Regions from separate parts of the Homo sapiens genome. Here region 1 is linked to region 2. A link is a loop called in an ENCODE intact Hi-C map of the cell type or tissue named here. Cell type or tissue: ascending aorta. All regions are shown on one strand. Links, peaks and the distances in the headings refer to the core of each region. The heading gives the core; the rest is flanking DNA. Region 1 has its middle 79 kb from the start of LINC01747. Region 2 has its middle 13 kb from the start of THBD.

Region 1 (5,374 bases), core at 161-5,160, 300 kb before region 2:
AGGAAAATATATATTATGTTTGTATAAGGTTTACTATGCCTCAAAGAACCTTCACATTCTTTTTTTTTTTTTTTTTTTTTTTTTTTAAGATGGAGTTTTGGAGTGCAATGGTGCGATCTCGGCTCACCCTAACCTCTGCCTGCCAGGTTGGTTCAAGTGATTCTCCTGCCTCAGCCTCCTGAGTAGCTAGGATTATAAGCAGGCACCACCATGCCTGGCTAATTTTGTATTTTTAGTAGAGACGAGGTTTCTCCATTTTGTCTAGGCTGGTCTCGAACTCTCGACCTCAGGTGATCCGCCCGCCTCTGCCTCCCAAAGTGCTGGGATTACAGGCATGAGCCACTGTGCCTGGCCAGAATCTTCACATTCTTTAACCCATTTGATTTCATCTGAGCCAGTTTGACTCTTTTACACATTTGACAGTGCAAACTGCAGCACAAGAGAACTCAAGTGTCACCAGGCAGTTGGTAGTGGAGTTTGGTCTCCTGATTCCTGGTGTAGCAGATTTCCCACCGGAACCACAGGGCAAGACACAGTGCCAGGCCCCGAGTTCACCTGGATGGGGAAAGGGAAAGTGAGAAGTCAGGGTGGTCAGGAAAGCTGCAAGAGATGGGGCTGACCTATCTGCAAACATAAACAACCACAGGACTGTACACGTTGAGAGGGTGAATGGTATCTCAATAAAGTGGTTAAAGAGAGAGAGACAGAGACAAAGAAACAGAGACAGAGAGTCCGAGAGAAAGAGAGAGAGACATAGAGACAGAGAGAGACACAGAGAGAGGGAGACATAGGGAGAAACAGAGAGAGAGATATAGAGACAGAGAGACACACAGAGACAGAAAGAGAGAGACACAGAGACAGAGAGAAACATAGAGACAGAGACAGAGAGACATAGAGACAGAGAGAGACAGAGAGAGAGAGAGACAGAGACAGAGAGAGACAGAGAGAGAGACATAGAGACAGAGACAGAGAGAGACATAGAGACAGAGAGAGACACAGAGACAGAGACAGAGAGAGACATAGAGACAGAGGCAGAGAGAGACACAGAGACAGAGAGAGAGAGAGACGTAGAGGCAGAGAGAGACAGAGCACTGGGGCAAGATGAGCTCCCACCGCCACCCCAGGAAGGGGCAGTCTGTGTCAGCTTCATTTCCTGGGAAGTAGAAATGTTAACCAAGGGAAATGGATGTTTTCTGCAGGCAAAGAGAAGGTCCCAAAATCCTCAAATTAATCATGCCCAAAGTTTGCATTATATAAAAGCAACACCTAACATGTCAGTGGATGTACAAAGGCACCTGGAAGGCATAGACAGGCCCAGGCCTGTAGAGTGTGCCCCACAGGCTGAGAGAGGCCACATGGCCAGGGAAGGGTGGGGCAAGACAAGGCCTCATGAGGGCCTGGGCAGGTCTGCCTGGCTCACAGCTGTGTCCTGGGGTCACCCCCGGCTGGGCACTTATGACACACTCAGAATGTGGAGTGTGTATCAAGGGGACAGCGTTCCATGTGGAAAGGGTTTGATCCCACAGGGGCAGGGAGCAGAAATATCTTCAAGTTGGACCACCATACTTTAATGTTAACAGACATCAGTGCCAGAGAGTCCTGTTCTAATTCTCTGACTTTCCCTGTCCTCCCTAATCAGGGGAAGTGGAGAGATGGCAGACTCCAGATTCTGGGAGCCCTGCATTCCTCTGTGCTCAGGACCCAGCACTCAGGCTGGCACCACTGTCTATTTGTGTCTGTCTCTCTGTCTGTCTGTCTTTTGTTGTAGCGGTTCTTTCGTTTTAAGTGAACTGGTTTCCCCAATGTGAGCAAGAAGAAATCCTACATGAAAAACATAAACGTCTTAGCGTGGCCAGATGAGACCCCTACACATCCCAAGGAGAGGCCGGGTGTGTCAGCTCAACTCACCAGGAAGTGCCTGGAGTGATCTCTGTGCCTTTATTCAAATGCCAGAGAGTTCACCGGCAAAGCATAACTTTGAGAGAATTTCTGAATCATTCCCAACAAGTGAGAAAGTGCAATTTAATAGAAAAAATTCCACAAATGGAGAGAATGCTGCTGAGCCTGTAACCTCAGACAGTGTCATGCCCAGGCCCCCATCTCTGGCCCCACGCCCGTGTGCCCACAGCCTGCCTGCCATGGGAACCCCCCAAATACCTTTTTATCCTGTTACACCCTGGGTTGGGGAAGGGAGTGGTGGTGGACTCTCCTGGATAGACTCAGTACCAAACCCTCTTGACCCAATTCAAAGGGTGGGACGGGATCGGAAGCAGGAAAAGAGCCATGGGTCAGGCAGCCCCTGGATAGATAGGTAGGGAGGGCCTGAGTGCCTACTGCCCCGTGCTGGGCGGTTCCAGGAAATTCCAGGCTGGCCAACCTAACTGGCTGCTATTTTAAGAGCTGTGCTGAGGCAAACCTAGAGAGAAACTCAGCTCAGTAAAAGCAAGACAATTGTATCAGAGAAGGCAAATCAGGCCACTCGAACTGTCCCACACCTTCTGGGATGAAGCCAGGGGCACAGGACTAGGCTGTGACTGTGATGCCCCTTTGACAACTGACCAATAGTTCATGGTCCCCCTAGAGCCTGGGCCAAGCCCTCAGCTCCCTGAAGTACCCACTTAACAGAAGGAGGAGGCTGTATGTCCCTTGGGATGGACTGTAGACACCAGTGCCCCCTTTAGATGGTCAGCAGTGCCTCCCAACCCAACCCATCATATATATATATATATATATATATATTTTTTTTTTTTTTTTTTTTAGATGGAATCTCACTCTGTTACCCGGGCTGGAGTGCAATGACGCCATCTCAGCTCACTGCAACCTCCGCCTCCCAGGTTCAAGCGATTCTCCTGCCTCAAGCGATTCTCCTGCCTCACCATCCCAAGTACCTGGGACTACAGGCACACACTACCACTCCCAGCTAATTTTTGTATTTTTAGTTGAGACAGGGTTTCACCATGTTGGCCAGGATGGTCTCGATCTCCTGACCTCATGATCCGCCCACCTCAGCCTCTCAAAGTGTTGGGATTAAAAGCGTGAGCCACCGTGCCCAGCCCCAACCCATCATCTTAATACCATGACTCTGTAGAGCAGAAGTTCCCAAATGAGGTGGCCCCACTCGGGTTCACTTTCCTGACAAGTCCAGGATGATTGCTCTGATCTCAGGGCCATGGTCACCTGCTGTCCACTTGCAGACCTGGACGGCGTGAGGCCTGGGTCTTCATCTGGTGATCCGGTGTCACTCAGCATCACTCATGCCTCCTGGTGGCTCCTCCCTTAACCATCAGATGAGGTGTGGGGGTGAGCAATGTCCTGTGACCTTGCAGTCTCTGGGTGCCCAGCTTGCCTGTGTGCCTGTGAAAGGCTGCAGGAAGCAGGGGCTGGAGGCTCAGAGGTACACGTTCTGGGCTCAGTTCCCCTTTGATTCAGAGGTTTCAGGCCCTCCGCAGGACCAGGGATACCCAGATCCCTTTAGTACATGAGAGCTCGGTGTGTTGTGGAAGCTGAAGGAAGCTGCCCTGGGCTCTGTTTAGGGGCTGGATCAGGCACTGTGTATGTTAGAACAAGAGGGCAACTTAACATGTGACTCAGGAAGCACAGCCGCTCCCTGTCCACCCCCACCATCACAGGGCTGGTTAGGAGGAGGTGCTGAGATGCTGTCTTGGAGTTGGTATAGGACATGGGTGAAGATCTGGCTACGGCCACTTCCAGCCACTGTCCCTGGCGAAGCCATGCAGCCTTCCTGGGCTTTTGGGTTAGCATCTTTGAAATGGACGTGACTATATCAGGCGGGCGTGAGCGGGCTGCCTCCTGTTTGACTGGTGCTCTCCTGACGCACAAGAGGGAAGCTCTCAGTGGGGCTCCCAGTCGTTGGCACTCCATGGGGTGGGCTTTGCCAGAGCATGAGAGGAAGACACCACAGTTCAAAGTGGATTCTCGGTCCCAGTCCCAGGCTCCCACGATGTGGTCAGAGATAGGGATGAGGTCAGCAGAGAGGTCATGATTTTCAGAGTTGGTGAGGCAAGCACTGAGAAACTAAGTTCAACGAGAACAGTGATGGATTTTAAAAATAAAAGGAAAAAAAAAGAAAGAACAGCAAAAGAAAGGCCGGCTAATATCCTGAGAAGATTTGCCATGATTAAGGAAAGGATTTAGGCTGTAGAAAAGTTGTTGACAGATGTTCTGCCCTCAGGACTATATTTGGAAAAAGATACAAGTGAAACAAAAGAACTGTTGGGTTCAATAATGTTGTAAGTTGCAGATCATTTTAAAAAGGAAAATGGATTTCGCATGTGCCTGGGGTGGGAGGAGGGGCGGCAGAAATGCAAGTAGTTATTGTGTTTCAGTAACGTTCATGTACTTTTCCTCTGACTTTCTTGGGGTGCTGGCTGTCCAGGGCCTCTGCCTTGATGGTGGACTTAATGATGTCTCAAAAAGGAGGCCTGGCCCCAGGCTGCCTAAATATGACATGTTTGTTTGGTCTCAGACAACTCACTGTTCTCAAACTTCAGTTACACTGAACATGAGACCCTTTAAGGGACATGGATGTGGCATGATGTGGTGGGAACAAGACTGATTGGAAAAGTTGGGGAGAGTTTGTTTCAAGTCCTGGTGAGGTGGGATAAATGAAGCCCTCTGTCTTCAATCTGGGAGAGAGCTGAGAAAATATAATATTTCTCTGGAACTGGGACACCCATGTTGGGTGGTTAAGAAATACATCCAGGTAATCTGGGGACCAAATTTCTAAGACAATAATGTCACGGTTCCTCTTCAAAAGAAGCAGAAAGAGCTGTTGCACCCAGAGAAAAAAATACTAGCATTGGAGGGGTGGCTTTCGTCTTGGGGAGCAATGGAAAACAGGCTGTGGCTCCAAAAGTCAGGAACTAAGTGAAGATTAGAGCACCCAGCCTCTTCTCTTCCTAAGGCCAGACACCACCCGTATCCCATGTGGACGGCAAAGCCTGAGCCAGGCATGTGCTATTGACCAGACGCCACCTGAAATCCAAGTAGATGGCAAAGCACCAGCGAGGGTGTGCTATTGGCCAGACACCACCCAAAACCCATATGAACAGCAAAGCCCCAGCCAAGCATGTGCTATTGACCAGACACCACCTGAAACCCATGTGAATGGCAACATCCAAGCAAGGTGTGTGCTAGTGACCAGATACCACCTGAAACCTATGGAGATGGCAAAGCCCCAGAGAGGGTGTGCTATTGACCAGGCACCTCCTGAAACCCATGTGGACAGCAAAACCCCAGAGACAGTGTGCTAACCAGATACCAACTGAAACCCGGGTGGGTGGCAAAGCCCTAGCTAGGCATGTGCTCTTGGCCCTGGCCAAATTTGAGGAGCCTGCTTTGGAAGCCACAGGAA
Region 2 (5,374 bases), core at 208-5,207:
TCAGATGATGGTCAGGCAGTTGTTAACTGTCTTTCTAAAATAATTTGTTGCAGCCAGTGCCAGGGAAAGCAGTCTCCCTATCAATAGAAGAAACCTCAAACTGGGGATCAGCAGCTTCCAGATAAGATCTCAGGAGCTGGGTAAGTGGGCTCAAGCTTGTGCATTAAGATGCAAAATGACAGAGTTTAATTGGTATATGACCTTCTAGGGACATTTGACTGGCAAGGGAAGAATGCTTGAAGTGAGCATGTGTACAACTCCAGTAAACAAACTGTGCTGGTAGGCCACTGAGCATGTGGACAGCCCATCCCAAGGGAAGAATCAGGGGAGAAAGGATGCAAGACCCCAGAAGTATGCCAACACATAAAACCCCAAGTGAAAAAGTCAAACCACGCACTTGTATTTCAAGTTGGCCACTTGGCCCTCTTCCAAGTGTACTTTCCTTCCTTCTTCCCTGCTCTAAAGCTTTGTAATAAACTTTCAATCCCGCTCGAAAGCTTGCTAGTCTCTCCTTCTGCCTCTCAGCTGAATTCTTTCTTCTGAGGAGGCAAGAATGGAGGTTGCTGCAGACCCATATGGATTTGCTGCTGGTAACATCATTATCTCTGAGTTGAAGCAGCATGATTTTTACTTTCTTCTCTTTCTTATATTTTCTACATGCATTTATTTTATAAGTTAAAGGCTCCACTCCTTCATTAAAAAAAGGTAAAATTATTTTTTGATAATTGAAAATTAGTCAGTTCAAAGTAATGTGGCTGGTAATACACATCGCATTTTTGCAGTCTCTTGCAAAACAGAAGCTATTCTGACTCCCTTGTAGCTCACTAATTTTCAAGAATTTAATAAAAATCTGCTGCCTGAAAGAGCCGCTCCTGTCATCTTGAGAAGGCTGGGGTCTTTGCACCCCCTGAGTTCAGTGATTGCTTCCCCAAAAACACATTTCACAAGAGGATAGACTTTATCACATGGGTTCAGCCGGGCTGTGTCATAGAGACCCATCCCAACTCACCCCATGTTATTACCAGTGAACTACTGAGATGCTAAATCTTTGGCTTCTTGGTTTGAGTTGTGGAAGGACAGATAAACAAAAGTGCCTGCTAAGACCCAGATATCTGGAGGAATTCTGTGGATGCCCTAGAGCAAGGTTGACGTGCCGTGTCTGTCAAGGGCAAGAGAGTAAACATTTCAGCTGCAGGCCTTTCAGCCTCTGTCATAACCACTGAACTCTGCCTTTGTTGTGTGAAAGCAGCAAGCCTGGTGGAGCCCCACAAAATCGGTTATCTACTGCCAGTAGCAAACCTCCCCAAAACTTAGTGATGAGAGCAATGAATATTGAAACCCTGGTTATCTGACCAAGTCAGTATTGGACAAATTTGCACAGAGATCTTTTGGTGATTTGCAGAAGCTGGTGCAGGCAGACTTCTTATTTTCATCAATATCTAGCTCCATCAGGACTGAAAACTGCAGACTAGCTACTCTAGACTTCTGGTGGCTGAGAACAAGCCTGCAGGATGGCTTGACAGCTCTGGGTAAACTGTCTGAGAACATCTTCAGCTTGGGCAGAACAGCCTTCCAGGAATGAAGATGTCACAGAGAGCAGGGTGCTGGAGAGGGCTTTACTCTGAAGTAGGGGCGGCCAATATTTGATCCCATCATTCAGAAATCCCTCTTCTACCCACAGGCCTGGCAGTGACTGAGGCTCCATCTAGCTCTGGGAGAAGAGGAAGGGAGTGGCTTCCCACTGGGGGTGCCTCAGACCTCGCTTACCTCCACCCATAGCTGGTCCACCCACCATGGGTGCTCAAAAGTAGAAGGAAGGATGGGGAAACATTCAGTCCACGTCCAAATCATCGAGAAGACTTTTCAGATTGGGAATAATTCCGAAGCCAGATCCCAGCAAGGCACTGCCAAAAAATGGCTCTCTGGGGTTTATTTTCCTTTGGAAAGGACTTTTGGGACATACGGCAAGAGGGAGCTTTCTGGGTCCCTTAAAGGGCCCTGCAGGAAAGAAGGGCAGTGGGACGCATTGTCTGTTCTCCATAGACAATAGGGCAGACTGCTTCCTCCTTGGGACTGGTAGTTACGTTTATGTTTCTGACAACCAGCTGGCCACTGAAGAAGCGTGGAGCCAACAGCTGCAAGGGATAATTTTGGCAGCATCACCCACGGTGCAAATTTAAAACTCCAGCTGGTTCTACTGCAAGCAGAATAAACACAAACAGCTGATAATAAGTAAATTCAGAACTTGAAATATGCCAGAGACACTTTATAGCCCTCTGTTTTCTCCTAGTGTGCACTCTTTGTGCTCTCATCCTGTGGTCTTGAGCGTGAACATCATTTTCATATTTTATCTTGCTATCTAAAAGTTTTATTTATTTGGGAAATAAGTAGGCTCTGAATCTGGGGGGAAAATAGTTGTCAAGAACCAAATATTTGGCTTCCTGTTTCCCAGAAAGTGTTTGCTGCTGTTTCCATTTCTGGCCCAACATTTTTCCAGAGTTGAAAATGTCATTTAAATGAGTCAGTCCCCGGGGCTCAGAAGCAATGATAAAGATGTGGACATGGCCCCAGAACGTTGGAGCACTGCTGCCTCTGGTGGACTGAAGGGCAGCTGGCATTAAAAACAGGATGTTCCTGCTGTGATACAGGCAGAGGAAGAAGAAGGGTATGCAAACCAAGGCAGTCCCCTGCAGCCTTGCCCCTCAGTGTGTGGTCCCAGACCAGCAGCATCACTGCACCTGGTAGCTTGTTAGAAATGCACAACCTCTGACCCCACCCCGACCTCCTGCATCAGAATCTGCCTGTTGACAAGGTCTTGGGGAAAAGGGTATTGGGGAATTTGCTGCACACACACTCCGCTGGGCAACCCAACGGCCTCAATGAGACCAGCCTGCACAGGATTCTACCTGCCTTCCCCTACCTTCCACCACAGTTTCAATGATCCTCTTAGGAGTATGAAAAAGGAGTGGCCAAGATTGTCAGCATCAGCTTTTATCTTCTCTCTGTGAACACATATATCACTTACCAACTTGTCAGAAAGGCAGATTCCTGGGCCCTAATTCAAACTTCCTGAATCAGAAACTCTGGGGATTGGGCCCAGCCCTGTGGGTTTTAGCAAGCTCTCCAGGGCATTCTGATGCACAGGTTTGAGAAACAACTGGCTCATTGTATGTGAGGCATGAATGAAGTGGCCTCCCAGGCTCTGCTCACATCCTCACTACCCTCATCTCTTCCTCCTGGGCTTTCCACCTTGGGTCCTGGCTCTACCAACTCTTCCTTGGATCCTGAATCTACAGTTTCTACCTGCATGGGCACAAGTATCACAAACCTTATCCTGATGGGATAGTGGAACTCCACCTTCAAGCCAAGATAAATGTAATTTGTAAAATTTTTGCACAGACAGGAGGTGCAGAGGACATTGTTATCATGAAGCTGAAAGTCATGCAATAGGATGGAAAGGAGGAAGACTGAAGGAATCCAAGATGCTAAAAGTATTAAGAATTCATAGCCCAACCTCATACTGTTGGGCTATGAGTATGTCAACCTCATACTGTTTTCTGCAAAGAAACAGAGATAATAAGTGCTTTAGGTTTTGCAGGCCACTTGGTCTGTGCTGCTGTAACAGGAGACCAGCCGCAGACCATATATAAACGAATGGATGTGGCTGTGGTCCAATAAAACTTTGTTTACAGACTTTGAAATTTTCATAATTTTACATGCCATGAAATATTTTTCTTCTTTTGATTTTTTTCTGACCATTAAAAAAATGCAAAAAAGCCATTTTTAGCTCACGCACCATACAGAAACAGGCAGTGGGCCAGAGTGGGCCTGCAGGCCATAGTTTTCCAAACCCTGCCCTACAAACATTAATAAAGAAAAAAACTTAGAAGATGCAGGACTTGCTTATGAAAACTTCCTCTACTTCAAAAAAGATATATATAGAGAAGAAAAAAACCCAACCACTAAGAAGCATTGTATTCAAATGCAAGAGACAATGGTGGGAAAAGCCCTCTTTGTCTTGTTTCTGTCCATTGTGGATGTTTCTTGTCACTGTTGTGGAATTATGGTGAGTGAAAGAGAGGGCGTTAAGAAGGAAGAGAAGAGAAAGGAAAAGCAAAATACAGTGAGTATTTAGGAAGTTGTAGAAGGCAAAGTAAGGACTGAAATGACCACAAGCTTCATATTACAAGGAGAGAGAAAAATGTGGTTCTGTTCTTTCAGTTAAAGAGAAAAACGCTTCCACCTTACTCCCCAATAGAACCACAGATCTCAGAGTTGGCTTGGCTGAGACCAGGCCTATTGGATTCTTGGCTTCCGGTATCATGCAGCTTCTGGTAAGTCAATGTGTTTGACATTCCTCCACACTCTAGACTCCCCAGCTCCCAAGGAAGGAACACCACCTTTCATCTTCCAGGTCATTTCATTCTGCTATGAAGGTGTTTCCATCTCAAAAATTGGTAGTTCATATAAAGCGGGCAAATGGGCGCCATAGTCACCACCTTACAGACACTGCACTCATTTACACACCATTTTGCATACATTTGTTCTGACTGCTCTTCAGTGAGAACTTCATTACTTTTATATTACAGAATTGTTATACTTTTAAAAAACTTTAAATATCGGTCATTTGTAGTGAGCAGCTTAGTATTTTCCGTGATGGAGTGTAATAGTTTTCCATTGCTGCTGTGGTTAAAAACAACACAAACGTATCATCTTAGAGCTCTGGAGGTAAGAAGTCCAAAATTGGGGCACCATCAGGGCTGCTCTCCTTCTGGAGAATATAGGGGAGGATCCTTTCCTTATCTGTTCCAGAGATCACCTTTATTTCTTGACCTGAGGCTCCTAGCTCCATCTTCAAAGCCAAGAGCATACACAGCATCTTCTCACCTCTCTCTCTGACCTCTGCTTCTGTGTCACATCTCTAACCCTTCTGCCTTGATATTCCATCTTTTAAGGACCCTGTGATTGCATTGGGCCAACCAGGCTGAGTCATAGAGGCAAAAGCCAATAAAGGATTAATAACAAAACCAAAGGGAAAAAAATCCTTTGACAGAATTGCCCTAGCATGTCTGGTTTAGCACGTGAGCAAATACAGCATTTGGGCTGCGTCTTATGAAATCTTAATGGCTTGTGAATGAAATGAGTTAAAACTATCAACCATCTCTCGCTGAACTGAGCTTAGTGTTCCCACTTAAGAAATTCATTTCTGAATTTTATTAAATTTTTAAAATCTCACTAAAACTATAGTCCTGTCTGCTGATTTCTAGGGTAGATGGCCCTGATGATGTAATAAATCCTCTTCATCAAGAATGTCTTGGTCATTTGTATTTCTGGCACTGTAGTCCTCACAGTAGAGCATCGGTCCTTTGTCATC

The links. Hi-C counts contacts between places; a loop is a spot of excess contacts. Peaks named below come from ENCODE experiments on the same cell type or tissue, not always from the same donor. Only the 100,000 strongest peaks of a DNase experiment are listed, where the experiment ranks them.
Region 1: it touches region 2 in a loop (2.6-fold over the local background); 2 of 110 quality-filtered maps call a loop at or near these places.

What each region holds. Positions count from the first base shown.
Region 1 is chr20:22,761,395-22,766,768 of GRCh38, forward strand. No RefSeq gene overlaps it. Among named protein-coding and RNA genes, the nearest start is that of LINC01747, 79 kb to the left of the region's middle. In ascending aorta, for the core only: no CTCF peak of the experiment used is centred there; a DNase peak (open chromatin) is centred at 2,377; H3K4me3 peaks cover 623 bases; H3K27ac peaks cover 3,070 bases.
Region 2 is chr20:23,059,717-23,065,090 of GRCh38, forward strand. No RefSeq gene overlaps it. Among named protein-coding and RNA genes, the nearest start is that of THBD, 13 kb to the left of the region's middle. RefSeq lists a silencer at 2,516-2,810. In ascending aorta, for the core only: a CTCF peak has its summit at 2,619; DNase peaks (open chromatin) are centred at 2,135 and 2,565; H3K4me3 peaks cover 691 bases; H3K27ac peaks cover 3,323 bases.